Regions from separate parts of the Mus musculus genome. Here all the other regions are linked to region 1. Evidence: chromatin loops called from intact Hi-C (ENCODE). Cell type or tissue: heart. All regions are shown on one strand. Links, peaks and the distances in the headings refer to the core of each region. The heading gives the core; the rest is flanking DNA.

Region 1 (4,375 bases), core at 144-4,143:
TTGAGTCTCCAGTGGCCCAGGATGACTAAACCCAGTATGTAGCCAAGGATGACTTTCAGCCCTTCACCTTCCTACATTCACCTCCCAAGTGCTAGGTGTGTGCACACCAAGTCGGCTAGGCAGAGTGGATTTAAACAACAAAGATGGGGGTTGGGGGTGCTGCTCTGAGCCTGCATCTCTACGGGGACCTAAGCTGTCCCTGCTTCCGCTTGTCAGTCATCGTTCAGGCGAGAGCATCTTTGATCTGTAAAAAGGTCCCCACACTCATAGTTTTGAAAGTCTCTGTGTCTTGTAGACCTTCTAGCCATTGAGGTTACATGGCTGCCATGACCTGGCTGATGAGGACATCCCTGCGTGTGTAACACTCCTGATAACCCTGTGGAATCTCTGACTGGCTCACATAGCTGCAGAGGCAGAGTGTGAGCTAGGGGTGCTGTGTCCCCCCTCCCTCTCCCCCCCCCGAGAATCAAGGCTCTTCTCTTCCCTCCTCTGCTTCTGTACCCATGAGGGCACAGCTCTTCTGAGTGTCTCCAGGTCTCCCAGCCCCGGCTCACACTGCCACTGGGCAGAGGAGCTACTGCCAGATGGAAGTCAAATGCAAAGGCACACGGAGCCAGCCGGCGGCAGCCAAAGGGATGGATCTGGTTCACCTAGTACCTTCCTGTACTGAGCACTGTATGCTACCAATGCCTTAGCTGGGGACAATTAGTCACCCCCACAACCTAAGCCCAGGCCTCTCCCACTCAGCACCCGCTGGAACTTTAGTTCTCTGTTGGGCGGGAACTGCTAAGCCTGTTGTCTCACTTTGTAAGCAAACCTGAGTTTTTAAGGAAAAGGTCTTCAGCTTCAGATGTAACCAGGAAGCTTTTGTTTAGGGGCGTTTTCAAATATTCAGTGGAAAGCCAACTGCTTCCCAGGAGGACAGAGGCACCTGCAGATGGGTCCACTCTCTCACCATAATGCCCTTCTGTAGATGGGTCCACTCTCTCACCCATAATGCCCTCTGTACACTTCTCTTGGAACAACAACAACAACACAACACAACCAACCAAAACCAGAAAAACAAAACAAAACAAAAAACCAAGCAGAAAATTTCTGAATGAAGATATTTCCTCACAGGGCTGGCTATATAAAAACTTCAATATAAGTTAAATAAATTAAAACAGTTTATCACAAGCCGATGGGAAAAAAAGCCTGTGCCTTCAGGGATTTAATAACAGAAAGAAAAAGGACAGGGCCCTCTTAAGTGGAAAGTGAAGGGATGAAGCCTGTGGTGGTTTGTATACACTTGGCCCAGGGAGTGCCACTCTTAGGAGGTATGGTCTTGTTGGAGTAGGTGTGTCACTGTGGGCATGGGCTTCAGACCCTCATCCTAGCTGCCTGGAAGTCAGTCCCCCACTAAGCAGCCTTCAGATGAAGATGTAGAAATCTCAGCCCTTCCTGCACCATGCCTGCCTGGATGCTGCCATGCTCACACCTTGATAATGGACTGAACCTCTGAACCTGTAAGCTAGCCCCAATTAAATGTTGTCCTTGTAAGAGTTGACTTGGTCATGGTGTCTGTTCACGGCAGTAAATCCTAAGACAAAGCCACAAGTGCAGAAGGGCTCCATTTTGCTTCAAGTAAAACTACTATACTTGTGCCTGGAAGACAGGGGCGCTTCTTCAGGACAGGAAACTGCATCACTGACAGTAATTGTTGTCTTCTTTACATTTTTCTGAAATACGAATGTAGTTTGTTGAGAACATTTGAGTTTTATAATCAGAAGATTGAGAACTTGGGGGAAGTGCCACACGAGGATGCTATGAGCTGAGCTGTTTCTCAGGCTGCTTGCTCTCTCCCACCAGCCCTGTTTCCCCTCGGCCTTGCTCTCCCCAACTCAACCCTGCTCTTCCCCCTCAGCCCTGTTTCCCCTCAGCCTTGCTCTCCCCAACTCAACCCTGCTCTTCCTCCTCAGCCCTGTTTCCCCTCAGCCCTGCTCTCCCCCATCCCGATCCTCCTCCCCCCTGATCCTCCCCCTCAGCCCTGCTCTCCCCATCTCAACCCTGCTCCCTCAGCCCTGCTTTCCCCACCTCAACCCTGCTCCCTCAGACAGACCTGTTTCCCCTCAGCCCTGCTCTCCCACCTCAGTCTTGCACTCTCCCCTGATCCTCTCCCTCACCCCTGCTCTCCCCACTCAGACCTGCTCTCCCCCCATCCTCCCACTTCCCCTGCCCTCCCCCTTACCCCTGCTGTACCCCCTCAGTCCTGCTTTTTTCCTCAACTAGTGAATCTTCACAGCTTTGTGAGGGTGCACTAAGGACTGGGAGCTGCAGTGAGAGGCAGGCAGTATCTCAGCTCCACTCAGGAATTCCTGTACCTGGGTTGCCTGCCGACCTCCCTCCTGTAAGAGCCACTTCAGATCCTCTTCCTGTCTCTCCAGCTAGATCACCCGTCACCCACCTCTTCACCCTGGCAGCCACTCACTCATCTGTTCGCCCCCCCCCCCCCCATCTCTTCCTCCCAGGGGTTTAGTTTTACCTCCATTTTGCTTTTTCTGAGGCTTGACTGTAATGCAGACAAAAGGCACACGAGGGCACCAGAGCCATGCTGGTAATGGCCACCCGGTTAGCCTTCTTTGGAAACTGTCCTCCAAAGCAGAGGAATGGGAGGGGGGGGGGATGGAGGGGGGATGGCAAGCCTGAGGGGTTCCCACTCAAGAGGGAGACAGTGAGGGGAAAAAAATCCAAACCAACCAACCAGCCGCCACCACCACCAACAAAACAGCTCACAAACTCAGATGACTCCGTCAGTCCCACCCCAGCGTCCGAGAATGGCAATGGCCAAAGCGATTCTCTAAGCTCCTGGCACAAGGATCCTAGAGGATCCACTTGCCCTGAGGCTTTGGCAAGCCTCTGTCTCTCTGGTCCTCTAGCTCCCTCCACCCATTGCTTCTGTGAGGAAGACGTGCCTTTCCCTCCTCAGCTGGCCCCACCCACAGATCTGCATCTGTTTTATGCTCCATGTTTGTTACACACACACACACACACACACACACACACACAATTTGTTTGTATATCTATGTATACACATACATACAAACAACTCCCCCAGAGGCTGTAACACACACAAATATGTACACATACACATACAAACACAAACAAACAAAAACTCCTCCAGATAAGAACAGTGAGGTAGTGAGGTGAAGTACTTTCCTTCCTCTTAGGACATCTGGTTGCACATCAGTAGCACTTGGGTCTTGGCTAAGCCCAAGAACATTTTCTGTCTCTAGGTCCTTGTGCTAGGATTTGCCCTTTCCAGACCAGCATTTCCTCTGTGTGCGCATGCGTGCATGCCTGGGGCCTACCATTGTGCGGAGGGAGAATGAGTCCTAGGGAGGTCTGTTTTGGGAGGAGGCAAGGTTACACCCTTGAGTAGGAAAAGCAGGTGGGTTCTCCCCCGGGAGGTGAGGGCCCCTGTCACACTAGGGCCCTCAGTGCTGCTCTGTATGTGATGGAGGGGCTTTATTGCTTCAGAAAGATTCTAGGCTGCAGAATGATGCTAGCATGACCATAGTGTCAGGGCAACCGATGGAGTGGCTCAGCAGCAGACCACTTGTCTAGCATGCTCAAAGCCCTGGGTTCCATCCCAGCAATGCAGGCTCCTGTGCCTGTGTGCACGCGCGCGGGCACACACACACACACACACACACACACACACATACACACACACACACACACACACACACACACACCAGCATCCCTAGCACTTCATAATATCAACCTTCCATGGAGGAAATGGCCCTTCCTTTTGTCATGGCCTGGTAATTTACTTCCAACAAAGCCCCAAGAGACCAGGAAACAGCACTGCAGTGCCCTGTCCAAGTCTCCTGTTGGTTCTCACACCTGATACCTCTACCTGGAACAGCCACACCCCTCTAAAGTCCCTTGTGAACTCTTGCTTCTTCTCCAGGGCCCACCATGCCCTGACTGTTGTAAACAGACCCAGTCACCCATGTGTCCCTGCCTCCACACCCCTGCTATGACCTGTACTGTGTCCAGTTATTTCTTGTTTATTTTTCCCACCCAGGAAACCCCCCAAGTCCAGAGGTGGGGTTCACTCACCTCAATATCCACCAGAGAGCACTCAATGGATGTCAGCTGAGTCCATTTTTTTCCATTTAAGAAGCACATAAGGGACCCAGCTGCCTCATCTAGAGGGAGCTAGGGTCCTTCTCTCCTGAAACTGTCCCTTTGAGGGATGGCATAGCTCAGCTTTGGCAGGCAGGCGGCCATCTGCAGATTCCTGCGGTCTCTGGTTGCATTTGAGAGAAAGTAAACATAAACCATAGAACACAGGGTGTTTGAACAAGGCACGGGTACATTCACTGTGTCG
Region 2 (4,375 bases), core at 152-4,151, 130 kb after region 1:
ACACACACAGAGACTGGGCCTGGCTTGGCTTATGAAATCTCTAAGCCCACTTCCAGTGACACTCCATGGGGGAGGTGCATTCTTGTTCAAACTACCACCAGTGGCTTTGGTGGCTCTTGATTATCAATCATCCGGACTTTAGCACCATGAAGTAACCTCATGAAGAGGCAGGAAGAACTTCCTCACATTCAAGGGACCCACATCAAGCGGGCATGGGGTGCCGGCTCCTGCCTTCTATTTTCTTGTTTGAGGCGGGGTCTCTCATTGGGCGTGGAACTCCAAGCTAGATAGCTGGCGAGCTTCTAACTATTCCCCACCTCTCCTTTTCCACAGGAATTCTGGGATTATAGATGTCAGTTCTGCCCCCCACCTCCACACCCCCAGTTTTCATGGCTCCTTGAGCTTCATGGAAGAGAAATAATGGCTTTGCTTTTCTGATGTCCCAACTCTGCCTGTCAGGTTTGGATTGGGTCTGGCCCTTCATGTTATTATTAAAGGACCTGTTGTAGAAGAGGGGCATTGGGCTGCAGTGAACATAGGCTAGGAAGCAACATTAAGTTCAAGTCCTGGCTCCCATCTCTGGGCCATTGTAAGTATCACTTACTACTCCTAGGGCCTGGTTTTCTCCTTTGTTATTATAGATGCTGCCAGCTTTGTAAGATCACGTGTAATATAAGCCAAGACTCTCCCAGATCACCTGATCAATAGCCAACATAATTTGGCAGCAGTTCTTGAGTCAAAGGCGATATAACAAAATGTCTTATTCTTCCCGATGCTCTCAGGTTCACCTTTCTTCGAGTTCCCTGTTCCAGGATGCTCCTGTCCCCACCTCGCTGCATTGCTTACCTTTGCCTTCATAGCCTCTGCTGTTTTCAGCCTATCCATTTACTTTGCACCTAAGCTCATTGAAGTTGGATTTCTGTAACTTGCAACAAAAGGGCCTGGAGAATTGCAGGGGGGTGGGGGAAGGAGGAAGAAAAAGAGGAGGAGGAGGAGGAACATATAAGTCTTAGAGTAAAACTTTAGGGCAGAGCATTGCAGAGAGGACTGACAAAGGGTTTAAATAGGAAGAAGGAAAAATAACAAGGACGCCATCTTCTTTTTATCGTCTGTCTTAGGGTTCTTTAGCTCCTTGGGGATGTACAGCTTTAGCCGTAGTTGGTTTTGTTTTTGTCATTCTGGGGAACAGACTCAGGGCCTGTGATGGTTTGTATATGCTCGGCCCAGGGAGTGGCGCTATTAGAAGGGGTGGCCTTGTTAGAGTAGGTGTGTCACTGTGGGTGTGGGCTATAATACCCTCATCCTAGCTGCCTGGAAGCCAGTATTCTGCTAGTGACCTTCAGAGGCAGACGTAGAACTCTCAGCTCTTCCTGCACCATGTCTGCCTGGATGCTGCCATGCTCCCACCTTGATGATAATGGACTGAATCTCTGAACCTGCAAGCCAGCCCCAGTTAAATGTTGTTTTTATAAGTGTTGCCTTGAGTGCTCGCTTCAGCAGCACATAGACTAAAACTGGAATGATACAGAGAAGATTAGCATGGCCCCTGCACAAGAATTACTTGCTGATTCATGAAGCATGATATACATACATACATACATACATACATACATACATACATATATGTGTATATATATATATATATATATATTTTTTTTTTTAAGAGTTGCCTTGGTCATGGTGTCTGTTCACAGCAGTCAAACCCTACCTGTCACCTACTTGCCTGTCACCCTACACTCGCTAGGTAAGTGCTATACTGCTGTACTGTGTCCCTCAGCCGTCCTTTTCATCTTACTTCTGACTGCCTGTTTCTTTTCAAATGCATTTTTTTTTGCCATTTGTTTTCACAATACTTCTTGCCTTCCAAAGACTGTAAAATATGTTCTCTGTAGAGGCCTACCACCTTCACTCCCCACCCCAGCTCTGAATTCTTAAAGTTCTTGGAACAGCATAGTCAAAGCTCAGTCATACTCATTAATTTATTAACTTACTTATTTTTAGACAAGGTCTTGTGTAGCCCAACTGGCTTCAGATTTACCGTGAAGCTGAGCTTGAACTTCTGATCCTTCAGCCTCCATCCCCCCGGTGTTGAAATCACAGATGAGGGTCTTCGTGGTATGTTTATGTGGTACCAGGGGTTCCAACTCAGGGATTCATACCTGTGGGAGTGTTTTGATTTCTTATCGTGAGCTACAACTTACATCCCCTCTGTGTTCCCCCTTCCCGGATTTATCACCCTTGACTGGTGCTCGCTGCTTAGGAATTGATGGATTGACTGCCCCATGGGGAGGCTGAAGTTGCCAGGGGCAATTAATTGGAGGAGTAGGAGTGAAGAAGGGGATGCCACCCACATACCCGCAACCAAGAATAAGGAAGCCTTTCCAGAAAAAATAGTCAAGATAACTCTTAAATGTGCTTGGCACATGTAGGCCCGCCCAAATCGCAGCCATGCTGCTCTCTTGTGGACACAAGGGGGAGGCAGAGGGCATATGCCAGTGCAAAGCCTCCTGTGGCAGCTGTGGGGTCATCCAGTAGGCTATCTGCGTCCTGGAATCCTGGAAGGCAGAGACCTTGGCTTGGGTGATTTACCAAAGAAATGGGGTAGTCAGAAGGTTTGGCGACAGGTGCCTGGTCAATAGTCATCTAAGAATATGAGCTGGACTCTAATAACGAAGCAGAATAGGGCTGTGAAGCCAGCTCAGTGGGGAAGACTGTCACCTATGGGGCTGCCACAGCCATCTTCCAGTAACTCGCCAAAATGACGAACACAAAGGGAAAGAGGAGAGGCACCCGGTACATGTTCTCTAGGCCTTTTAGGAAACATGGCGTTGTTCCTTTGGCCACATACATGTGAATCTACAAGAAGGGTGATATTGTAGACATCAAGGGAATGGGCACTGTTCAAAAAGGAATGCCCCATAAGTGCTACCACGGCAAAACCGGAAGAGTCTACAATGTCACCCAGCATGCCATGGGCATCATTGTCAACAAGCAGGTTAAGGGCAAAATTCTGGCCAAGAGGATCAATGTGCGGATTGAGCACATCAAGCACTCAAAGAGCAGAGACAGCTTCCTGAAGCGGGTGAAGGAGAACGACCAGAAGAAAAAGGAAGCCAAAGAGAAGGGCACCTGGGTGCAGCTGAAGCGCCAGCCTGCGCCACCCAGAGAAGCACACTTTGTGAGGACTAATGGAAAAGAGCCTGAGCTGTTGGAGCCCATTCCATACAAATTCATGGCCTAATGGACACAAAGAAATAAAATACCAGCACCAGGGGGAAAAAAAAAAGAGTGTCACCTATGGAATGGAGAAGGCATGAGTTCAAATCCCCAGCACCCATATAAAATGGGTGCATGGCCATACTTGCCTGTAACCCTAGCACTATGGGATGGAGACAGGAAGGTCCCAGGAGCTAGCTTTGCAAAAACAGGGAGCTTCAGGTTCAATGAGAGACACTGTCCTCCCACCCCCAATAAGATGAGAGAAATAGAGGAAGGATGCCCAATGTCCTCTGGCTTCTGTGTTCAACACACAGGGTATGCTTGCCAGCAATACATCACATACCCCAAAGTAGAAAGTGGCAAGTGACCATCAAAAGCTTCAGCTAAACTTTAGAGACAAAGGGATGAGAACTTAGTAAAGAAGGCAGAGGGGAAGAAGTCTGTGTCTGTAGTGAGGAAGGCAGAGTCTGGGGTATAGGAATCTGAGAGTCTCATTCCTTAGCTTGTAGGTCCTATACCCCCAAGTCTGTGCCCCTGGTTAGTGCTTTGAATGTGACCCAAGCAGTGACCTCATCTTCTCTGAGCCTCAGGTGTCTTATCCCACTTACACAAAAAGGATTGGTGTCTAGAGACCCAGAGGCCCGCCCTACCTTTGCGTGGGACTCAGTGATAATCAGGGGCCTTCCAGCTTAAGTGGTCTCTGGGGTGGCTTGAATAAATCAATTCAGATGCTCACAAAAGCCTTTCTTCATTACCCCTTCCTGGGTGCAGCTGCTCTCATTAAAACTTCTTATGGGCCCTGACCCATTGGTCCAGTGTTGTTCAAAAACCTTTGTAACAGCCAAGGCAGTCCAACTTTTAGACACACTCCACAGCCTGCTGAAAAATGTGATTAATTTTTCTCTTAACATAGGTTTGGGGGCATTTTTGTAGTTCACTTCAAGACAATTTTGCTAATTTAATTTCCAGTGGTTATAATTTCTGAGGAGTTCCTTGATGCGGATGAGACCACTAATTGCTTTCAAATATAACAGCTGCAAAAAAAAATTATTCTTGCTAAATCAAACAGTTCCTAGAGCTGATACAAGGTAGGATTTCCTGGATTTTAGTTCCATTTCATTAGGAAACTTTTGTTCTGTTTCAGAGTCAACCAGAA
Region 3 (4,375 bases), core at 285-4,284, 190 kb after region 1:
ACATCTGTGGCTCTGAGAATTAGGACCCGGAAACTTTTAGTGGACCACAGAGGCAACAGGAAGGAGACCACACCCAACAGAGTGGGCTTCCTCTTCCCAGGGTCTGTGGCAGACACTCACACATACCTGTGAGGCAGTTACTAGTTCCAGCCCATTTAGACTTTACAGAAAGAGAGCACTGAGCAGTTGAATGCCCCATAGCTCTGGTCACATCTGCATCGCTGTGACCAAAGCCCATGACAGAAACAACCTGAAGGAGACCTTGTTTTGGCTCACTGTTCCAGAGAGCTCATCTGGCAAAGTATGACAAGCAGCCAGCATTACGGCAGCAGGAGTGTGCTGGCGTGACTGTTCACAAGAGTAGTGGAACAGGGAGGGGGGAGGGGAGGAAGGAGAAAGAGGGAGAGAGAGAGAAAGAGAACGAGAGCGAGAGCAAGCGAGCAAGAGAGAGAGAGAGAGGGAGAGCAGGGGCTATATATAACCTTCAAAGGCCTTCCCCTAGTGACCTACTTCCAGTTAGAGTCCTCAAGGCTTCAGAGCCCTTTAAAACAGTATAACTCAACCTAGGAACAGGCATCCAAAACAAGAGTCTCTGGGGACATTTCAGACTCACATCATAACCCTGGTCTACTGGCTGGTGAGGACAAGACAACTCCAGCAAACCCCGTTTGTCCGGGCACCTAGCCTACTCAGCAGAGCAAGAATGAGGGTCCTATGACCACCTCCCCTGACTGCCTGCCAGACCCCTATTCTCCCACCGTACAAGAGGGGAAACTGAGGTTGAGAACTTGAGCAGAAATGTGCAGTAAGTCAGAGGTAGGACTGGAAACTGCTCTAGGCTTCTTATCACACTCTCCCAGTCCTTCTGAGGAGTGGCCACCGCTGGGGGTGCAGCACAGTGGAGCCAGGCTACTAGTTCATTTTCTGTTGCCATCATACAATGTTCAGACTGGATGAAAGAGATGAAAGACTGGATGAAAGACTGGAAGAGAAAAGGGGCTTATTTGGGGTTACAGTTTTAAAGATCGAGTTACATCCAGTGATGCCCTTCTTGCTGGGAGAATCCTGAGGTGGTACAACGTATTACACAACAAGAGACAGGGGACTTGTATGGGTGTCTTCTGGGCTTTCTTCCTTTTATGAACACCAGGATAAGTGATGGGGATTCCAAGCTAATGACCTCACTGAATCCTAGCCACCCCCCCAGATGTCCTACCTCTGTACACCGTAGCTGAAATAAATTTCCACTTTAATATTTCACAGTGGAGATTAGACTTCAATACCTGAAATAGGGCTGGGGGGCAGATACCACATCTGAATCAGAGTGCCTAAGCTGGTGGGAGCCCAGCCCAGAACTTTCTGTGCTCTCCCAGCCTTGGGCCCCTGACGTGTTTGTAGGAGAGCTCACAGAAACCTCCTGAGAATGATATTTACTGTCATAAGCTATTTATGTTGCAGTTTAAAAGAGTTCTTGTGTTACCTTACATATGTGTCTATGTATACATAGAGAAAACTATTTATACTATGTATCCATTACAACACATGGTATTAAAACCAGCTCCCATAGCCTACCACCTATCTTGGGACCAGAATTTTCCTGTTAATCTTGCCCATGTCTGATGTCTTTCCTTTATTTTACCCTCTTGCCTCTCTCAGAGGTGAACACATCTCACATTTTGGTGTTTTCATTTCCTCTCTCTTTTGTGATCATCTAAGTACCTATGCCTATATTGCATAGCTATAGGAGATCTGCTAATTTACATCCGACCTTCAGAAAAGTGTTATCCAGCTGTTCACTATTGTCTTCTGTGAGTTGCTTTTTTTTTTACACTTACTGTTATCCCTGTTGATACTTGTAGCTTACTCCATTCATTTTCCATGCTGTATAATATTTTGTTTCAAGAAATGTTACATAGCATTTATTCCTTTTTGGTGATGGGAATTTCTGGATAGCATAGTGCATGATTAGGGAACCTGGTTTTCGTTGTCTTCCCAACTCTGCACCAAAGGATCCTCTAGCGCCCCCTCCTGGAGGAGTCAGAGTGTCCCCCCCCCTCCCCGAAGAATTTACACAGGGCGGGGCTTGTCAGACTAGGCTGGGTAAGAGCGACTAATGAGAAGTATATGATCCTGGAAAAGCCTAGAAGGTCTGAAGGTGGCCAGAGGGACACCTGTTTTTCAAGGCTGGTCCTTGAGGAACTTCACTGTGGCCTCTCATCTTCCTGCCACAGAAGCCCATCTGTGCATGAAGCCCTCTCTCGGCTCTCTTCTGTGCCTTTTCTGCCTCTTCAAACCCATCCTGTTCCTTGGTCTTCACCTCTGATCTCTCCAGTTGAAGGAATCCAAATCTCCTTCCTGAGGGTGGCAAGCCTGCTTACTGGCAGCACAGATCTGAGAGTGGCAAGCCTGCTTACTGGCAGCACAGATCTGACGGTGGCAAGCCTGCTTACTGGCAGCACAGATCTTTGGTCTGTGACCCCTTTGCTTGCTCAGAATCCTGAATTTACTGGAAGCAATGCTGAGGTGTGGGACTAGAGTCCCCAGCTGGGCAGTTATCATGACATGGTCCCTTCCCAAGTTCTCTGTGTGTGCATTTTGATCTATGTAGCTCACACTCCATATCGCATCTAAAGTTTTGTTGCTTTTGAGACGAGGCCTCTTGCATTTTCAGCTCAGACTGGCCTGGAACTCATGCAGCCCAGGTTGGACTTTAAACTTTTTTAATGGTTCTTTGAGATGGTGTAGCTCTGGCTGTCCTGGAATCTCTGTAGACTAGGACAGTCTCAAACTTAGAGATCTGCCTGCTTCTACATCAAAAGTGCATGCAACATTTTTTTACATTAATTAATTATTCAATTAATTGTGTGTGTCTGAGGACAGATTTTGAGAGTCTATTCCTTTCTTCTACCTATGGGGTAGAAGACTATCAGACTTGGAGGCAAGTGCCTCTTACCCACTCAATCATTTCATTTGCCTCTCAGGTAGTTTTGAACTCATGAAGATTCGTGTGCCTCAGTCTCCCAAATGTTGTATCTGATTTTTTAATAAGATGTTTCCCCTGTCAAGTTGCTTTCTATCACCAAGTTTTTGTTGTTTGTTTTGAGAATAGGCTCATTTGGCCCAAGGTGGCCTCAAAATCACTGTGTGCTGTCAAGGCTGATCTTGAACTCTTGATCCTGGTGCCTCCACCTCCAAGAGCTGGGAGGGTCATTATCCATGTTAATGGTCATACATGGTTCCATCACATGCCTTAAGGAACTGGTGTGTGCAGATGGCCCTTGGCTTATGTCCGGGGAAAGGATGATGATGCCCTTTCCTCCCTGGCTCCTGTGCACAGTGCAAAGTGCGATACAAAAGCCTTGCTGGAGCTGCTGTGCACAGTGCTCTGTGCAGTGTGGGTCTTGCTGGAGCTGCTGTGCACAGTGCTCTGTGCAGTGTGGGTCTTGCTGGAGCTGCTGTGCACAGTGCTCTGTGCAGTGTGGGTCTTGCTGGCTCTGCAGCAGCTGCACTGAGCCATGCCGTTGTTTCCTTTCCCTTCTTGTTCACATTCCCTTCCTGAGAAAGACCAAAATGCATAACTAATGGTGTGGTTACTGCTGAGAACCTGCTAGTAAGGTTTAAGTGGCAGAAACAATCCAAAAGAGCTTTGGCAGGGAAGAAAGAGAGAGAGAGAGAGAGAGAGAGAGAGATTGAGAGAGAGACACAGAGAGAGGGGGAGAGAGAGAGAGGGAGGCAGGGAAGAGAGAAAGAGAGAGGGAGGGAGGGAGAGAGAAAGACAGGGAGAGGGAGAGGGAGAGGGAGGGGGAGGGGGAGGGGAGGGGGAGGGGGAGGGGGAGGGGGAGGGGGAGGGGGAGGGGGAGGGGGAGAGGGAGAGGGAGAGGGAGAGGGAGAGGGAGAGGGAGAGGGAGAGGGAGAGGGAGAGGGAGAGGGAGAGGGAGAGGGAGAGGGAGAGGGAGACTTGCATGGAGGATAGGAGGGACACCTCATAGAAGGGTGGATGAATGGCTGGGCCTTAGCAATGGGGAACAAAGATGCTGTTACCATAAGATAGCTGCTGTGTTCTATGTCAGCTATATCCTTCTTCTCCCTCATCAGCAAATTGGTTTCCTCTGCTTCTCCTGTCCTTGGAGCAGAGGACAATTGAGACTATGCCCAAGCTTTGGAAATGAACAGTCACAGAAATCAAGACTGGTCCTTCTTCCTCTGGACTGGGCTCCTCCTGTGCTGTGAAGGGGAGTTGGCAGTTGATCCTGGAATATCTAGGCAGGCCGGATGGGACAGGACTATGGAAAGATCATTTGGTGTATGGTTTGTTTTACCTCTCCTTATATTTTACCAGCACTGTACCATGCAGACACTTTTTTTCTTATATTGA
Region 4 (4,375 bases), core at 138-4,137, 440 kb after region 1:
GAGGGTGATACAGAGAGGCAGAGACAGACAGAGAGAGACACAGAGATAGACACAGAGACACAGGGAGAATCTCTAGGCATTTCTCCACCATCCCTGGCTTGTACAAGTCCTACAAGTCCCAGAAGTGGAATTACTGTATCCAGAGAGGCTCTTGGCAGATAAGTAAGTGGTGCTCAGAGTCCTCACGCCGATTGCAGCGTGATCCCAGTAAAGGAAGGTGAAGAAGATATCATCTCCTCTTGGCCCTCAGCGCCTCCGGCAGCTCCTTCCAGGGGCTCCCGGTCTAAAATGTCAGATGACATCTCCTCTCATTTCAGTGCTAGCTGAGTGTAGGGGTTTATTGTTTTTATTTTTAGCTTTAAAAAAAGACTTCAGGTCTCCTGTAACCCAGGTTGCCCTGTGTTCCAAGGACAGCCTGAACTTCCGGTCCTCCTGCAGGTGCACCCTACACCGGCTTATCTTTTTTTTTTTTTTTAATTTAAACTGTTCAGCTGACATGCACTAGCAGCAGATGATTGTGGGTGTCATATGACACATCCCACCCTCAGACTCTGTGTAGTGACCAGAGCTGGGCCGTGAGCCAGCAGTCCTCTCAAACACTGGTCAGCTCTTTGTATTGGGAGCAGGCTCGATCCTCCCTTCCAGCTATCTGGAAGCATCCAGTGCATTACTGCTGAGTGTGGCCGCTCTCTCTGCGCTTCGTAACACTCACCTTACCCTCGTCTGCAGCTGCATCCCATGCTCCCTCTGCTCCCATCCTTCCCGGCCTCCAGACTTCCGTGGGGCCAGTTTTTTAAATGTATGTGCTGTCTGGCTTATTTCACTCAACCTGATAGCTACAGACTCATTCCTGTTGTTGCAAATGAAAGGATTTCGTTACTTTGTTTTGTTTTTTTATAACTGAGTAATATTTCATCACATACACATGCCACATTTTCTTTACCCATTTTGGGCACCTCAGCTGATTCCATACCTTAGCTACTGCCAATAGTTCTGCAGAGAACATGGGAACAAACATATTTTCTTTCCTTTAGATGCACACACCCAGGAATGATGTAGCTGAGTGTGGCAGTTCCGTGCTTAGTCAGCTTGTTTATTTTTAGACAGTGTCTTACTATGTAGCCTTGGCTAGTTGAGAACTCACTGTGTAGATCAGGCTAGCCTCTAACTCATAGAGATCCTCCCTGAGTAGAGGGTTGTGCCACCATGCCCAGCTCTGTGTAGAGGGTTGTGCCACCATGCCCAGCTCTGTGCTTAGCCCTAAAAAGGGCCCTCTATCCTGTTTGTCTCGGTAGCTACAGTCTTTATTTCCACCAACACTCAAGCATTACCGTCTCTTTGCATCCTCACCAGCTCAGTTACTCCCCGACCTTTGGGTTCCCCAGGGAGGCTCCACACTGATGAACATACCTGTGGCCCACTTAGGACTTCTTCTAAGACATGAAAGCCCGAGAGGCTCAAGAGGAGAGATGGCTCAGCAGTTAAAAGCACTCACTGTTCTTTCAGAGGACCCAGGTTCAATTCCCAGCACCCCACATGGTGGCTTGTAACCATCCTTCAACTTCAGTTCTGGGGACCTGACCCTCCTCTGGCCTCTGCTGGCATCAGGCAGGCACACATACAGGCAGGCAAAGCACCAATCTACATTAAATACATACATACATACATACATACACACACACACACACACACACACACACACACACACACACACACACACACACCAGGTCACTTGCCAATTTTGAATTCTAAGTATTTTTGAAATCCCTCTTTTTTTCCAATAGCAGCTTAGTTACCAATCTTTAGATGCCACTCACTAGTCCTGTAGCCTCTCTTTTTATATTGACTTCATTTTCTTTCTCTTCCTGGTCATTGTTCAAGTGATTTTTTTTTTTTCTTTCATGTAGCTTTTTACTGTGGTGGCTTGTGTTCAGCCATCCCCTGCTGGTGTTCTGCCACTGGATCGTGACCACGCTCAGCTAGGAGTTCATTTCTACTCCTAAACTGCAGAGGGAGGAGACAAGAGTCTACATTCCCACACCGCGGGAGACACAGCCACACAGTTTTATTTCTCTCTGTCCTCCGTTTGGATTTTGTTTGGGGCTTAAGTTATTGCCGGCTCAGACATCCTATTCTATAAAGTTCAGACAACCAATTTCAAGGTACTTACCTGGCGATGGAGCACGATGGCACATTCTTCTATTCCTGTTGCTTTTAAACCCTTCTTCATGGGTTCCTTTTTATTACCTGAGAATTTTTATAGTGAAAAATTTTATTACCTGAGCGTGTTTGTAATGGAAAATAATTTTCAGTTCTTGTGTTTATACATATGCATTGACTACATTATTAAATGAAATATTACACGCGAAAGCATTTGGTATTTATATATTTAAAATAAATATTTACATATTCAAATCCCCAGAGCTGAGGGATAGCAGTGTGTTCTGCCAATCCCTTGGCAGTCCTCTTCCTCTGATTTTTTTTCCTTGGAGAGCTCGCCCCCTAGCGTTCACTCATGAGAGGACCGGTGTTCCCTCCACACCCTTGGGAGCGAGGTTCATTGAGGTTCCTGGCTTTCTCGGGGCAGTTTTTCCTTCAGTGTCCTGTGTTTTAAATGGGTGCTCATGTGGAGAATTCCATGACCCTGTGCCGTGAGCCTGGCTGTAACTGATGCCAAGGGCTGGTTTTCAGTGGGGAGAGGAGGAGGAGAGCGTTCTGCCAGCTGGGGCCCTTCAGTGGCTGACCCCAAGTGCTACATCTGGTCTGGCCATTGCCCTTCTCTCTGTGACCCATGCATCATACTCCTGGAGAGGCAAATAGATGGTAAGGGCTGGGAGTGTGTGTGTGCGCGTGCGCACACGCGTGCGCGCGTACACGTTATTGTGACCATGTGGAAGTCAGAGGACGACTTGCAGGAGTTCCTTCTCTTCTTTCACCATATGGACCCTGGGGTTTGAACTCAGGTTGTTAGGCTTGGTGGCAAGCCCCTTTCCCAGCTGAATATCTCAATGGCCCTGCTCTTGCTCCCTGAGTGGGTGTGAAGCTTGTTCCATGAGGTCCTGTTGTCTACTCTACGGTCCTGCTGATCTTTTCTCTTTGATCTTGTCTCAGCTCTCTGACAATTCCCTTTTGCTTTCAAGTATGGCTTCTTCCCTTCCCTTTCTTTCTTTCTTTCTTTCTTTCTTTCTTTCTTTCTTTCTTTCTTTCTTCCTATCTTCCTTCCTTCCTTCCTTCTTTCCTTCCTTCCTTCCTTTCTTTCCTACATGTAAGGTTTTGTATGGGATGGAAAGACTGATGTTTTGTTGTTTTGTTTTAAAATTTATTTCATTTTATGTATGTGAGTGCACTATAGCTGTCTTTAGACACACCAGAAGAAGGCATCAGATCCCATTACAGATGGTTGTGAGCCACTATGTGGCTGCTGTGAATTGAACTCAGGAACTCTGGAAGAGAAGTCAGTGTTCTTAACTGCTGAGCCATCTCTCCAGTCCACTCTTTTTTTTTTTTTTTTTTTTGGTTTCTTTGAGACAGGGTTTCTCTGTGTAGCCCTGGCTGTCCTGGAACTCACTCTCTAGACCAGGCTGGCCTCGAACTCAGAAATCTGCCTGCCTCTGCCTCCCAAGTGCTGGGATTAAAGGTGTGTACCACCACTGCCTAGCCCACTCTTACATTCTTAAGAGCCAAATCCTGTCTTACCTTTTCTGGACATTTCAGATCTGTGATGAGACACAAGCACAGGCTGCTAGGAGTTTAAAGAGTTCCAGGGGATAGATGTGAGTGTTTCTGCTCTCCACTGAGACCTCTGAGCGAACAGGGGTCACTGCTTGTGAGATGGATGCTGAGGAGATGGCTGGCTGGGTGTGCTGGAGTCAAGAATGCAAGAGCTGAAGTCAGAGAAGTGATGGAGTGGTGGTGGCCATGGTGGTGCCATGGAGTTAGTGTAGCAGGAACAAGGTGTGATGGAGCCTAGGAAAGAGGGGGTCCCTTGTTAGGGAAAATGTCCCTGTGTTTCTGACTTGCTTTGTCCTGAGGACATCTGCGGTGTGCAGTCTAATGGCTCCCCCCTGCCCCCCCTCCCCCGCTCCCTCCTGTTCCCCCCTGCCCCCCTCCCCCACTCCCTCCTGTTCCCCCCTGCCCCCCCTCCCCCGCTCCCTCCTGCCCCAGCACTTCATTGGTGTTTCTGACCTCGGCTGTGAAAACCCAGGTCCACAGACTAACTTCCTTCCTGGGAATCAGTGATGTTTCAGTCTCACTCTCCTCCCTGCATAGGACCCTTCCGGGGCTCTGGGAAGATGGAAAGGACTCCAGTGAAGGGTTTTCATGGCCATTAGTTTTCCTTAAAACGTGAAAAAGTCAGACATTTCTGTAGTGTTCT
Region 5 (4,375 bases), core at 237-4,236, 190 kb after region 1:
TGATCAGGAGGCAGAGACAGAGGCAGATGGATGCCTGTGAGTTCTAGGCCACAGGGCTTCATATTGAGACCCTGTCTAGAAGGAGGAGGTGGGCGAGGAGGAGGAGGAGAGGAAGGAAGTGGGAAGAGAGGAAGAAATGGGCAAGAAGAAGGGCTGTAGCAGCAGCATTTCCTTGTAATCCTAAGTGCAGGAGACCCAGGTAGGAGCATTGCTTGAATTCCAGAGTTTAAGGCTAGCTTGGGCACTGTACTGGCTAGTTTTGTGTCAACTTGACACAGCTGGAGTTATCACAGAGAAAGGAGCTTCAGTTGGGGAAATGTCTCCACGAGATCCAGCTGTAAGGCATGGATTAGTGATCAAGGGGGAAAGGCCCCTTGTGGGTGAAACCATCCCTGGGCTGGTAGTCTTGGGTTCTATAAGAGAGCAGGCTGAGCAAGCCAGGGGCAGCAAGCCAGTAAGGAACATCCCTTCATGGCTTCTGCAACAGCTCCTGCTTCCTGACCTGCTTGAGTTCCAGTCCTGACTTCCTTGGTGATGAACAGCAATGTGGAAATGTAAGCTGAATAAACCCTTTCCTCCCCAACTTGCTTCTTGGTCATGATGTTTGTGCAGGAATAGAAACCCTGACTAAGACAGAAGGTTAGTGAGACTGTCTCATAAAAGGTAACACATGTCTGCTGTGATTTTGGTTAGAATTGAGTTGTTTTGGCTTGTTTTTTTGAGACTGATGAGCCAGCAGGGAAATGGAGAATTTTGCATCAGGTATAAGCTGAGAGGAGCCTAGTTCTCGTCTACTCTCTGTTCTCAGGGTTCCCAAACAATTCCCTCTGGCTTGTCACCACAGCTACTTTTCTGGGTTTGAGCCAGAGGCAAAGACTCTATTCATGGTTCTGACACTGTGAATCCCTAGGTGGTATGAGGACCTCTAGAAGGAGTGTGCTCAGCCTCAAAGAGGCAGGGTCTGGGCCTCCGGGTGGGAACAGAGCTGAGAGCCAACGATTCTCCACTGAGAGGTCAGTGTGTTCCTGTGAGGGGACAGCTATCAGTATAGACTCCAAGGCAATTGCTTTGCTAGGCCTTCTCTAGTAACCACGGGATGGAGGGAGTCTAGGCTCTCAGGATTCATAGCCCATAAAAACATGGGTGCCACACACAAGATGAAGGGGCTTGAAGCTACCCTGACACTGTAATTCCCAGCACAACCGGAACTCTGAGAAGAGCCATTCAGGACGAGACACTGTGATTCAGCGCCTGGGGGCTTGGACATTTAATGAGGTACCAGGAGCCCATAAAGATTCAGATAAGAATGATTTACCTGTTTAGGATGCCCAATCGGTCCCACACCTCCTTTAAAGGATGCTGCTGCTACTTCTCCAAAGACTTCTGAGCTGATGCAGAAAACAGCCAGTCCATGGGGCGCAGAGGCCCCAGACTGTCCAATTAGAAACCATCAGCCCTTTGCCTGTCTGAAACTCGACTTGAAATTTAGTCTGCGTGAAATCCTGAGAAGGTGATTAGGGCTCTGCCCGCATGAATACCTCCCCCATTTGTGTGACTAATGGATTTATGGATTAGCAGGTTCTCATTATCTCCAAAGCAGATCTTCAGTACAAATCTTTTGGCTGGGTCTCTCAAGAGCATCTTTCCTCTCACCATGTGGTACCCTGGGCCACCTTGGAACTTTACCAGCTAGAAGGCTGTCTATCAGCTGATACCTTGAGCTAAACCCAAGCCACAGGCTAAAATATAATCAACTTCCTTTCTTTAAAACTTAAACTTACCTGATCTGTAGTTTTGTATTGTTACTAACAGAGAAGAGATTAAGAAGCTAACCATAAAGAACTGAGAGATGCTATGAGTCAAAAGTTGGGAATGTCTTTATGGAAGGAGAAACTGGGGCCTAGAGAGACCAAGTGACTTTTTCAAAGTCCCACAGGGTTTGGGGTTGAAGAGATAGCTTAGTGGTTGCTCTTCCAGAAGACCCAGGTTCAATTCCCAGCACCCACATGGCAGCTCCCAGCTGTCTGTAATTCTAGTCTCAGGGGATCTGATGCCCTCTTATGACCTCTATTGGTACCAAGTATGCATGTGTTGTGCGGGCACGCACGAGCACACACACACACACAGTGTGCTGTCTGAGATTAGTAATGCCAGTGATAAGTCTGGTAGGGAGGGAAGAGAAGGTTAGGTCTCTGAGGGAAGAAGAGCCCGCACATTGCTTGAAACTAAAGAGCATGAAAACACAAAGTACCTTTTGGGGCTTTGGCTCCTGAGCATTTGAACTTCATTTTCCTAAATGCAAGTGTGTATTAGGGTATCTTCGGGATCTTTAATGTCGTCTCAGTCACTAGGAATAAGCCTCTTAAAATGTGGAGCCTGAGCTGTGAGACGGATTAAACGCTGCATCTGTGTTAAGCTGTGTGACATTCCCAGGGTCAGGAAACACAAGGGTGAGAACGAAGACACTGTGTGGGGATCTGAAAAGCGAAGGGCTTGGTGTGGCTGGCACCTTTGGCCTGAGCAGGGAATCCTAAATTCTGTTTACATTCGTGGATTTGTTTATTGTAGATCATTTATGCTTATCGTAAACAATAACAAAAAGAAAAAAACCAAAACAATAGAGGGGGTGGACCCTCATGCAGAAAGCAATGACTACCCATTACACTAGCCCAAGCCTCCCCAAAATAACTATCTTAAAAATCAGGACCAGCTTTCCCCATAGTGTGTGTATGCTCAGCAGTCTCCAGAGAGATGAACTTGGGTGGCTCTACAGTCCACCAAAGGCTGTGGCATAATTTATGAGCCTGTTTCTGAGCCATTTCCAACTTTTCAATATTACAAATAGCACAATGATGAATGCCTTGGTGTGTAAATCGTAGGCACCGCCTCCGATGGGCTGCACTCTGTTCTCAGCAGTGGGAGCACTGAGCAAAGGCTAGCTGTCCTACCCTTTGGCACTAGGCCCCAGGTCCTGCCCAGCCCCACCCCAGCTCTTGGCCTCAGCCTCAGCATCCTGGAAGATGACGTAACAGGATAGAGAGAAGGAGGTACCTGCATCTGGGATGGCTGCCTAACTCTGAGCCTTGACCAAGTGCCTCTGCCTTTATTGACCTCAGTTTTCCCAGCAGTAAAAAGGTTATTGGGTTTTTATTTTAGTTAAAAATTTTGTGATTAAAAAGAAAATCCATATAGAAGCTTAATATGTAAAACAACCGAAGGGCTGGAGATGTGGCTCAGTGGAGGGCACTCGCCTCAGGCATGTGAGGCCCTAAGGTTAATCCTTGGCACCACAAGCAAAGAAAGAAAAGTAGATAGAGAGACCACACATTTGAGGCTAGCCTGGGCTATGTGGCAAGACCCTGTGTGCGGACAAACAAACGACGATAACAGAAATCTAGCAGAAACAAATAAAACCAAGTGAGCGGAGCTGGGGTCAGACCTCTGCCTGAGCAATCATTCTTTCTCTCACCCAGCAAAAATTGATGGCTTTCTATGTTGCACTAGATGCTGGGAGGGCCTGAGCAATATGTTTAAATACATGGGCTGGAGTGCCGCAGGGCCTCGCTGACTTACCTCACTAAAGCTGACACCATCCTCCAGCTGTTTTGTTTTTTTTATGACATCCATCATTTCTATTCCCCATTGTCTGTTGCCCTGCTGCTTGAATTGCTCCAGGCTCTGTGTGTTCTACTCACGGTCCTGTCTGATTCAACCTTGACGAGTGAGTGTCCCCCAACCCTAGCCCTCGTGGCTCTCAGACCCTTCACATCCTGCCTGGGACCTGTGGCCTCCGTCTACTCTAGAAAGTCCCTCCGCTGTGGTCACTGTTGGCACACAGCCATCAGCTGACACCAGTGCTGAGCTCCTAAGACACGTGAGCAGCCTGGTCTGTGTCAACTGCTTGGTTCTCTTAACCCAAACTGCCATTTTACAGAGGAGAAACCTGGGCTTGGGGTGCCAGGCGCTCCCCAGGCTGTGGTCTACAAGACCCCCTGTACTCACCTTAAACTTCCACAGGCTGGAAAGACCAAGACTCCTACCAGGTCTTCATGAAGCTGAAGAGATGTCCAGTATCGATGTGTGTCTTACTGTGTGCCCACTTATCTGGGATCCATCAAGGTACCCACACCTGGGCCCCAGGGGTCCAACACCACACCCCCAGGAAGAAAGCCCCTCAATGGAGGGGCAAGCATGATTCTGTCCTCCCCTCCCCCAGGGGGACCCATGCCATGTACCTCTCTGGAATTGCAGATTCTAGAGTGAGATGACTGTGACAGTTATAGCTGATCCAGAATGGAAGCCACTGTCTCTGGGAGCCTTGTGAATGAGGTCATCAAATCATTTCACCTGCTGTCATTCAAATCTTAGCAAGGAT
Region 6 (4,375 bases), core at 121-4,120, 350 kb after region 1:
AACGCCTTGGGTTTGTGTTCCCCAGTGCCACATAAGCTTGGCATGTCCGATGATGCAAGATCAAAAGCCAAGGTCACCCTGGGCTGCATAGTAAGCTCAAGGCCAGCCTACAGGAGACTTTGTTGTGAAAACAAACAAACACCACATCGAGCAGGCAAGCAAAAACCATGAAGGGGTTGGGGTGAAGCAAGCCACTTTATTCTCATTTACAAACTGACTCCACAGTTCAATTTCCCACCCACCGAGCACCTGTTCTCCCTTCTCCAAATCTTGAACTCCTGCAAGCTGCAGTTTCTCATTAGGACAGAGAACTCTCCTCTCAGCCCAGAGAGCCACCTGCTACAGGATTCTAGTAATAAAGATGAATAGTTATGTGCTGTGAGGAACTCACACCCCCCAGCCACAAAACCAGCCTGACATGCCAGTCCTGATCACACTGTGGGCCAGAGGGAAAGCCTCTGCGTCTCCAGGAAAAGGTCCCTCCTCACTACAGTGTAGTGTGTCAGGAATTTGGTGACATCTCCTGACTTTTAGAGGTAAAGCAAAAAAAAAAAAAAAGGGACTCAGAAGTGAAGTCACTTGTTCAAGGTCACACAGATAAGCAGTCAGATTTGGTTTCAAAATCAACTTGCTGTTTGAAAATGTGGCCTTAGGTGGAGGTCTCCCTTCAAGGTCACCCGGGTGGACTCCACTCTGGCAGGGCTAATGGACGATAAACAGAGGTCTGGGAGTGCTGGCAGAACAGAACTGAATTGCACCTGACACTTGAAGGTAGCTGATGGACAAGTGATTCACACCAGAGCCACAGTTTACATTGTCCCTGTAGTGGCTTCTGGGGAGTGGGGCAGGCAGTTAGAATATTCCAGTCCCAGCGGGAGGCACAGGGGCAGACTCTTAGAAGGAATTATTAACACCCAAGGAATTCCTTCGGAACAGTAGGGGGGAATAAAGATTCTTAAAAAAAAGGTCTAATAGCAAATTTTCTGGATTTTCCAGCTAATTTGAAGGTACCTACTTGGAACATTTTCTTGTCAGAAAAGATTTTAAAATACATTCATTCAGTGTGACATGATAATTGGGCCTGGCTGTCTGATGAATGCCTTTTATCTCTTCCTGAGCTATTGTTCAGTGGGATGGAGCCGATGGGCTGCAGGCTGCAGCCAGCACTTGGTTAAATGCACTCACAGAGCCACTTTCAATGATTCTGGTCACAGGAGACAGCGAGACGCGAGATGGAAGCTTATGTGAGCAAGTGTCCGGAAGAGGAGGACATTAAGTGGTTAGAGAGGGCATTTTCTCGAGGCACACATGAGAAGACCAGGGTCCAGGGAGCTGCCAGTGCCACTCAACATAGGGGTTGCATAGATCTGTGTCTCCTGAGCCAGACCCCAGGTCCCTGTATCCTACCTCTTGAGGGGGTCTGTGGAAAAGATGCAGCAGTGGGCAGCTTACGTCTGGGAGACACTGCCCGGTCAGTCCCCACCTACCCCTGACCTCCCCTGCACCAGAGACCCCGCCCTCTGAGCTGCACAGCAGGACTGGGTGGCCCCAAGGGCTGTGCTTTCCTGGTTGTGTGTTCTTAGCTCTGCCGCTTCATGGAAGCAGCTGTCTTTATGGGCCCTTTTTCCTCTTGCCTTTCACATTTTCCTTCCTTTAACCATTTTGTTTTTACAAAGGCAAATTTCCAGACCTGGCCACCTGACAGTCATCTCCACCTTTCTTTATCACCCCTAAGAAAGAGGGGTTTGTTTGGATTTTTTTGTTCTTCAACTTTACGCCATTTCTCCCCCATCCATGTTTTTCTGTTGAATTTGCTTCAGAAATTCTTTGTAGGAACCAAAGGCGCTTTAGAGCGTCTCGGAGCTTTCCATATGTTAATAAGGTGTTTGTAGAACTGTAGCTGGGGTTTCCTCCTTGTCAGAGCAGGGCTATCCTTCCTTTTAAGAGACAGCTTGTCCTCAAAAATGCCCTTCATTAACATTTAACGAATAGTACAGTTTCCGTTGGGATTAAGAAGTTGACATTTCCATTGTTTTTCTTAGAAAACAGCACAACATTAGCCATGCCCTCGAGGGACTGCATTTTCCACCAAAGTGAGATAACAAAGGCCTGGGCAAGGAGTCCTTACCTGGCTGGGTGTGTTGCTATTTAGACATGCGTGTCTGTCTGCGGCTCTTCCCGTGCATAATCGCATCTCTGCATCTGAATGTGTGTTTATGACATTTTACACGTGGCTGTGATTGTCTGCCAATAGGTAATTGGCTATGTATAAATCTGGGCTGGTGTGTGTGTGTGTGTGTGTGTGTGTGTGTGTGTACTATTCACAGTTGTGAATGTGTGCTGTACCTGACTGTGTTCATGCATACATTTGTCTGCATATGTTCTAGGGTGTCTATGCACATAGAGAGATGTGCAGACTTATGTGGAAGTGGGTGCTCTGGGTCTGGGAGTCTGTGTCCCCAGTGCCTGGGTGTGAGCTCCTGTGTGTACAGAAGTCTTTGTCCTGTTTGCTTAAGTGTTTGGGAGGCCCGAGGATGCCCAGCTTTGTGTTCAGAGCCCCTTATAAACATAGACCCAGCGCCCTCCGGTGGACGTTGTTGGAATGCAGCCACAAATAAAACAAACTGGCATGCTCAAAATTATGTCCGATTCAAAATAAGAGTTTCTGGTTATGTGCAGGGCAAAGCTTCTGGGGTTTTCCTTGAGAAAGGGTGTGTGTGTCCAGGCTTATGCTCCTGGATTAGGGTACACGCTCAACAGAGAATGAAGATAGCAGGCTCAACACAGGCAGCTGTCTCATGGTGACATTGTGAAGGGGCTCTTTTTCTGGGGTGGGGACAGGATCACTGGGCTTCCTCTCAGCCAGAAGGGTCAGAAGCGACCTCGTGTGCACACTCCTGAGAGCTTGCATGCTCTATCAGCCTCCTTGGCACCAGTTCAAGGGTATCTCTAGCCCATTGCCCCTCAGGTACCTTATAAAATCCTCCTAGTCTAGGAAAGGGGACCTTCAGCAGAGATGGTATGTATGCTTGTTTCCTATTGCTGTCAGAAAGCATGGGTCATCAACTTAGAGGTGAAAGTAGGTCACCTGTCTAAAACGGAAGAGCAGATGTAGTGGCTCGTACCTGCAAATTCATGTTTGGAAGGCAAAGACAGAAGGGCCACAGCCTGGGGACTGACTATGCCTTCAGCATGCTGGCCTTTGAGGGGACAGTCAAGATCAGAACCATAACAGCAGATTATGTAGTTGTAATAACAATACTTGCCTTATTGGGCCATTGAAGGAATACCAGGAGACAGGAGAGGGTTTGGTGCAACGACAGGGACATTCCACAGCACACATGGGGAAATTACAGGGTTTGTATTCTCTCCCTCTACTATCCTGCTTCTGAGGACAGAACCTGGGTCATCAGGCTTAGAGGCAAGAACCTTTAGTTGCCAAACTACATCACAGGTCCTGTCTTTCTAGTTTTGTTTTGTTTTGTTTTGTTTTTGCTTTTCTTCCTGGGTTCCAGGTGAGCAGGCTTCTACCACTACGTTCTATGCTGCCAACATAATAGAGCCAACTCTATTTGTCACGGGACAAAACCGTGAGCCAGAATGAACCTTCTTGGTAATCCAGAGCCTCTGCCACAGGCACAGAAGCCTGACTAACACCTCTGCCAACCGGAAATGATACTCTAGCGTCACATGCATTACACATCTCCGCAGTAGTGGAGACAGACTTTGAATCCCGCATCATCAAATCTCAAAGGCACGCTCTTCTCCACTAAGGGATATTGATATAAGACTCAAATCTCTGTCTTACAGACAAAAAACAAGGCATTTGGGGATAGTCTGACAGGCATCAATCAACGCCTTGAGAAAAATGTGTGCACGTGGTGGGCAGAGCAAGAATGTCCAATGCAGGAATAAAAACATGAAAAAGTCAAGTCTATTAAGGTTTTATAATCATTAAAATCATTCTTTAGGCATAGTCTGGAGACCATAGATAGTCCTGTATCCACCACTGTCCACAGCTGTGGAGGCATACACCTTTAATCCCAGCACTCAGGAGGCAGAGGCAGTAACATCTCTGTGAGTTCAAGGCCAGCCTGATCCATGTAGTAAGTTCCAGGACAGCCAGAGCTACTTAGTGAGATCCCACCTCAAAAAAAAGAAAAACCAGTTTCATATTCCCTTACTTCCAAATGCTGCCTGTCTTTGCCCCTGTGTTTTCCAACCCCTCCCTAGAGTCTCACCCTTTACAACCCCAGCCCAGTTTATAGCCATCCCTTCAATTTTGCCTTTTCCAGAATACTACAAATGAAAATACAGATGACCTTTTAATATTTTGGGATTTTTTTTTAGATATATTTATTTATTATTTGTAAGT
Region 7 (4,375 bases), core at 180-4,179, 400 kb after region 1:
TACTCTGACCCCAACTCCACGGGGGGAGGGGGGTGTACTACCAATCCTGCAGGCCTAGCTACACAGTCAAGTCCTAAACAAGGGGTCTGTTTGTCTCTGACCATTTGCCTTAGGGTCCAGGAGTCTACCGAGTCTGACCAAGGGAAGGTCCGTTCTTGTCTCTTCACTGGTGACTTGGGGAGAAGATGCCCTGCTTCTCCTGGTTGTAGAGTGACTGGCCATGGAAGGAAAAAACAGTTACTGTGGGGGCCTGATGCGTGAGCAAGAGTCAGGGGCAGGTGTGGCAGACAGACAGCTAGATGAAGAAAGCAGGAAAGAAAAATACCACCATTCTGGGGCCAGCAAACCAAACAGTACGCAAGGGCCTGTGCCCACGAGGACACAGCTGCAGTAAAATCAGAGAACAAAGGGAGAGAGACCAGAGAGGGACAAGGTTGGTCACACTATAGAATCCAGGGGCAGAAGGCCACAGAGAAGAATTACAGGCGGTATGAGCAACCCTGTAGGAATCAAACTCAGCCAGACACAATGAAACAGACCTTGTCCAGCCAGTGTCTGAGCACTAACATGAACATCCAGCCTCATTTGCATACCTCTTGGAATGGAGAACTCACTGCCTGCAGAGCTGCCACCCCCCCCCCCGCCCCCAACCCACCCCCCCTCTGCTCTTCGGTGAGCTCCTTCTCAAGGCAGCTGCTTCTGTCCTCTGTCCTTCAGCACCTGATAACAGGGCTGGAGCCCCTGGAGCAATGGCTCTCCAGTGAGCTGAGTACAGCCTGCCTGGCCCGTGCTAGGCATCTGCCCCTTCCAATCAGCCACACTTTCAGCTCCGCCCACATGACTGTTCTTCAAAGGGAAGTCCAAACCCATATCCTAGAATGCAGCCAGCGCTCTGGTAAAGCCCCCTAACTTCCAACACTCCCTGAACAGAGCCTTGAGACTTCCAGCACTCCCTGCAGCCACCAACCCACATAAGGAGTTGTCTGGCAGAAGCCCCATCTGCCACAACAAAGAGGGGCTAATTTATTCACATTCTCCTCCTGCCAACGCCTCCTCAGTGACACAGGCGCTCGCACAGGCAAGCATGTCCCCAAACGGCTGTGGGACGGTCATACCACCTCTGATTCCAGGACCTTCAATGGGTTCCAGGGGGAACGCTTCGTCAACGCGTTTCACTTTTCTTCAAGTCAAGTCATAAATTTTAAATGAGACCTCATCGCTCCCTTTCAAACCTAAATGAATAAACCAGTAAATTACATTTCCTGCATGCTCCCTGCGAGCCTCCCGCTCCCGCTCTTTCAATAACTACAATTAAGAAGGGCTGTCTGGGGGAGGCTGCCTCTGCCAGGGCTTTCCCGGCAGGAAATGCCATTTCTTTTACAAAAGAGTCCTTCTGCTTTCGGTGTTAAAGGGACCTTACCCAATGCATGTAGGTATCTATAAATTTGCATGCTGCACAACTCATTCTGGTGCGCAGATCCATGTTGGACGGATGCAAACCTTTGGCATACAGTTGGGAAGTCACCATTGGAACCAGGGCAGTTCTGTGACCTTGGACGATTTCCTCAGGCTGTGGGGTGTCAGTAATCTTCTTTTAATTTGAATATATCTGGCATTAAATTTGCGTTCTTATCCATAACAGTTCTGCACAGTTAACAACCACCATGAATAGTTACATTGTTGTTGGCTGCTTACAGCAGGTAACTCCTCCCTTTCCAGCAATATTATCAGATGCCAGCAGGGGGCGCTGCTCAAGCTCAATGGTGGGGGAGGTATGCTCTCTTTTTGGTTCTCCAGAACAAACGGCTTAACTTCTCAATCTTAACACTATGCTGCCTTTACCCAGGAGGGCTCTTCTGTACCCTCACACCAGCCCTGAAAGGTAAGTGTTCTAACTCCCATTTTATATGAGAAAGTAAAGCTTAGAAAGGCAAAAGACCTGGAGGAACTGGGACTCAAATTCATGCCATGGTTTTATAACATCCAATACTATGTTAAAACCATTGTTATCTTGGTGGCTCCATCCCAAGAAGGGTTCCCAGGCAGAGTGGTTTGCTGGGAGGCCTCACAGCTCACAGGGTACAGTCACACGGTCATGACCTACGTCAAGAGGACACAGAGCAAACTCAACAGAGAGGAATGTCAGGGAGCAGAGCCAGGCACCAAACCAGCTCCTGGGAAAATGACACAGGGCACAGCCATGTCCAGAGACACAACGGTGAAGTGCTGTCTAATGGAGAAGCTCACGGGAGGTCAGGGCTTTAGCAGGGGCTAATCACACAGGTATTGAATTCTGAACCTACGCCTCAGATTCCTAGATGGTTGGATAAGTAGCCCCTAACACTCATGTGCTGGAGGCTGAGTTCACAGGCTATGTGACTGTGGGGTGACAGTCTCTTCAGGAAGCAGAGCCCAGCAAGAGGTCTTTAGGTCACCAGAGGTGTGATCTCAGAGGGGACAGTAGGGTTCTGGTAGCTTCTCTCTTCCACTTGCTGGCCTGGGGGGTGAGTTGTGTGCTCCACCACACACACCTGACAGGTTGTGCTGTTCTTGCCAGGGGGCTGAAAGAGAACATGGGGCTGTATGTAGATTCTGACCCGGATCCCTCAGAACCATGAGCCAAAGCAGGGCCACTCTGTCACGTTCACTGCAGGTATTGCTCCGTGATGAAATGTGGACACAGGTGTGGACCACATTCCGCAGTGTAGGAAGTGCCCACCCCCACTTCTGGGAATGGCTTCCAGAAGTCCGGGTCCCCGGAAGCCAGCCACAGGCCAACCTTGCCAGTTGATCATTCTGAAGTGACAGTCTCAGGCCAGTTACTTAGGCTTTGCTCTGCACAGGGAGAGAACACTCCACACATCACTTCCCAGTGAGGCCCACCAGTGACAGCCCATAACCCTTGCAGGACAGACAGCTCCAGTCCTCACAGTGCTCTAGTGTGACCGCAGGCTGCGCAGGGACCAGAGGCAGGATAGCTGGTATGATGGGTGTGGTCAAGGAAACCCACTTAGGGTTCTGTGTATGCTGTGTACCCAGTGCTAAGCTTTAGTCCCAGCTCTAGCTTTTTTTTTTTTTTTCCCTTCGAGACAGGGTTTCTCTGTGTAGACCAGGCTGGCCTCGAACTCAGAAATCTGCCTGCCTCTGCCTCCCAAGTGCTGGGATTAAAGGCGTGCGCCACCACTGCCGGGCCCAGCTATGATTTCTTCAGATTGGGTACAGGTGCCCATCCTCCTCAGAACCTGAGTCAGTCCTTGGCTGGCTGGCTCTGTGGACTTGGTCTGTGGCAAGACAGAGTCTTCATAGTAGAAGGGTAGAGTACAAGAAAGCTGTTCACCTAATGGCTGTTAGGAGGTAGAGGGAAGATGAAAGGTGGCTCCTGGGACAAGACTTCCCCCACCAGGGCATGGCTGCCCACTTACATTCTCTAGTTAAGCCCTACCTCCTGAAGACTCCACCACTCCCAACAGTGCCATAGCTGGGGATTAAAGCTTTAACACACAAGTCTTCCAGCCATGGCATCCCCCCTGCCTGCCCTCCACAGGCAGATGTAAGGAACACTTGAAGAGCCCTTGCAATCTGCCACGCTGTCCTAAGGAGGGACCCAGGGACACAGCAGCTCATGTTACCTAGACCAGGCCTTCCCATTGTGCTTGCTTGAAGCCCTCTGCTGACCTCTGCTGACACAGCCTATCTGGTGATGCCAGAGGCCATGACCCTTAACCATCAGAATCACCATCACTCGGAGAAACTGCAGTGGCTCAACGTCCTGCAGGCTGGAGATGGATGACAGCCATCTTCAAAGATCCCAGGACCTAGCATCTCACCTTAGTGTTATCAGGGCTGTCATCATGCTAGAAGGAGCAGGTTTTCCTTCCAGTCTACCTTTTACTGGAATAAAGTGGCTTTCCTGGAAGGCCAGCTCTCGGCCAGTCCAGTCTTTTTTTTTGTTTTTGTTTTTTTTGTTTTTGTTTTTTTTGTTTTTGTTTTTTTTGTTTTTGTTTGTTTTGTTTGTTTTGTTTTTGAGACAGGGTTTCTTTGTGTAGCCCTGGCTGTCCCGGAGTTCACTCTGTAGACCAGGCTGGCCTCGAACTCAGAGATCTGCCTGCCTCTGCCTCCCAAGTGCTAGGATTAAAGGCGTGCGACACCACCGCCTGGCCCAGTCCAGTCTTCTAAATGGATCATTTTCATCTTTCTAACTCTGTCCTATTCAGTGCTTGCTCCCTTCTGCTCACACTCAGCCCAGGAAATTCACAATGGTACAACCCCATCCATCCCAGGGCAAGACACCAGGTCACGGTCACTCAGGTCAGAGTGGTCCTAATGACCTAGCACCACTGGGTAGGCAAAATCATACCAGGGAGACTCAGCTGCC

The links. Peaks named below come from ENCODE experiments on the same cell type or tissue, not always from the same donor. Only the 100,000 strongest peaks of a DNase experiment are listed, where the experiment ranks them.
Region 2: it touches region 1 in a loop (5-fold over the local background); 12 of 42 quality-filtered maps call a loop at or near these places.
Region 3: a loop joins it to region 1, with 6 times the contacts of the local background. A loop is called at or near these places in 32 of 42 quality-filtered maps.
Region 4: a loop joins it to region 1, with 12 times the contacts of the local background. A loop is called at or near these places in 18 of 42 quality-filtered maps.
Region 5: it touches region 1 in a loop (5-fold over the local background); 32 of 42 quality-filtered maps call a loop at or near these places.
Region 6: it touches region 1 in a loop (8-fold over the local background); 29 of 42 quality-filtered maps call a loop at or near these places.
Region 7: a loop joins it to region 1, with 3 times the contacts of the local background. A loop is called at or near these places in 9 of 42 quality-filtered maps.

Annotation. Positions count from the first base shown.
Region 1 is chr4:45,415,918-45,420,292 of GRCm38, forward strand. All of the region lies in intron 2 of Gm46852 (a long non-coding RNA gene), which reads left to right. Among named protein-coding and RNA genes, the nearest start is that of Gm46852, 8.7 kb to the left of the region's middle. In heart, for the core only: a CTCF peak has its summit at 2,574; DNase peaks (open chromatin) are centred at 2,484 and 2,851; H3K27ac peaks cover 951 bases.
Region 2 is chr4:45,547,259-45,551,633 of GRCm38, forward strand. It overlaps Gm22055 (a small nuclear RNA gene), which reads left to right and starts at 1,485; the gene lies at 1,485-1,591. It also overlaps the pseudogene Gm12411. In heart, for the core only: a CTCF peak has its summit at 2,462; no DNase peak of the experiment used is centred there.
Region 3 is chr4:45,610,276-45,614,650 of GRCm38, forward strand. No RefSeq gene overlaps it. Among named protein-coding and RNA genes, the nearest start is that of Gm12408, 27 kb to the right of the region's middle. In heart, for the core only: a CTCF peak has its summit at 2,007 (motif pointing left); no DNase peak of the experiment used is centred there; H3K27ac peaks cover 290 bases.
Region 4 is chr4:45,853,468-45,857,842 of GRCm38, forward strand. The region is part of intron 1 of Stra6l (STRA6-like); the gene reads left to right. Among named protein-coding and RNA genes, the nearest start is that of Stra6l, 6.7 kb to the left of the region's middle. In heart, for the core only: a CTCF peak has its summit at 2,507; no DNase peak of the experiment used is centred there; H3K27me3 peaks cover 809 bases.
Region 5 is chr4:45,602,941-45,607,315 of GRCm38, forward strand. No RefSeq gene overlaps it. Among named protein-coding and RNA genes, the nearest start is that of Gm12408, 35 kb to the right of the region's middle. In heart, for the core only: no CTCF peak of the experiment used is centred there; no DNase peak of the experiment used is centred there; H3K27me3 peaks cover 271 bases.
Region 6 is chr4:45,769,277-45,773,651 of GRCm38, forward strand. No RefSeq gene overlaps it. Among named protein-coding and RNA genes, the nearest start is that of Gm12409, 7.2 kb to the left of the region's middle. In heart, for the core only: a CTCF peak has its summit at 2,599 (motif pointing left); no DNase peak of the experiment used is centred there; H3K4me3 peaks cover 339 bases; H3K27ac peaks cover 1,926 bases; H3K27me3 peaks cover 1,885 bases.
Region 7 is chr4:45,818,537-45,822,911 of GRCm38, forward strand. The region is part of intron 1 of Igfbpl1 (insulin-like growth factor binding protein-like 1); the gene reads right to left. Among named protein-coding and RNA genes, the nearest start is that of Igfbpl1, 6.1 kb to the right of the region's middle. In heart, for the core only: a CTCF peak has its summit at 1,736 (motif pointing right); DNase peaks (open chromatin) are centred at 835 and 2,115; H3K4me3 peaks cover 1,351 bases; H3K27ac peaks cover 3,481 bases; H3K27me3 peaks cover 568 bases.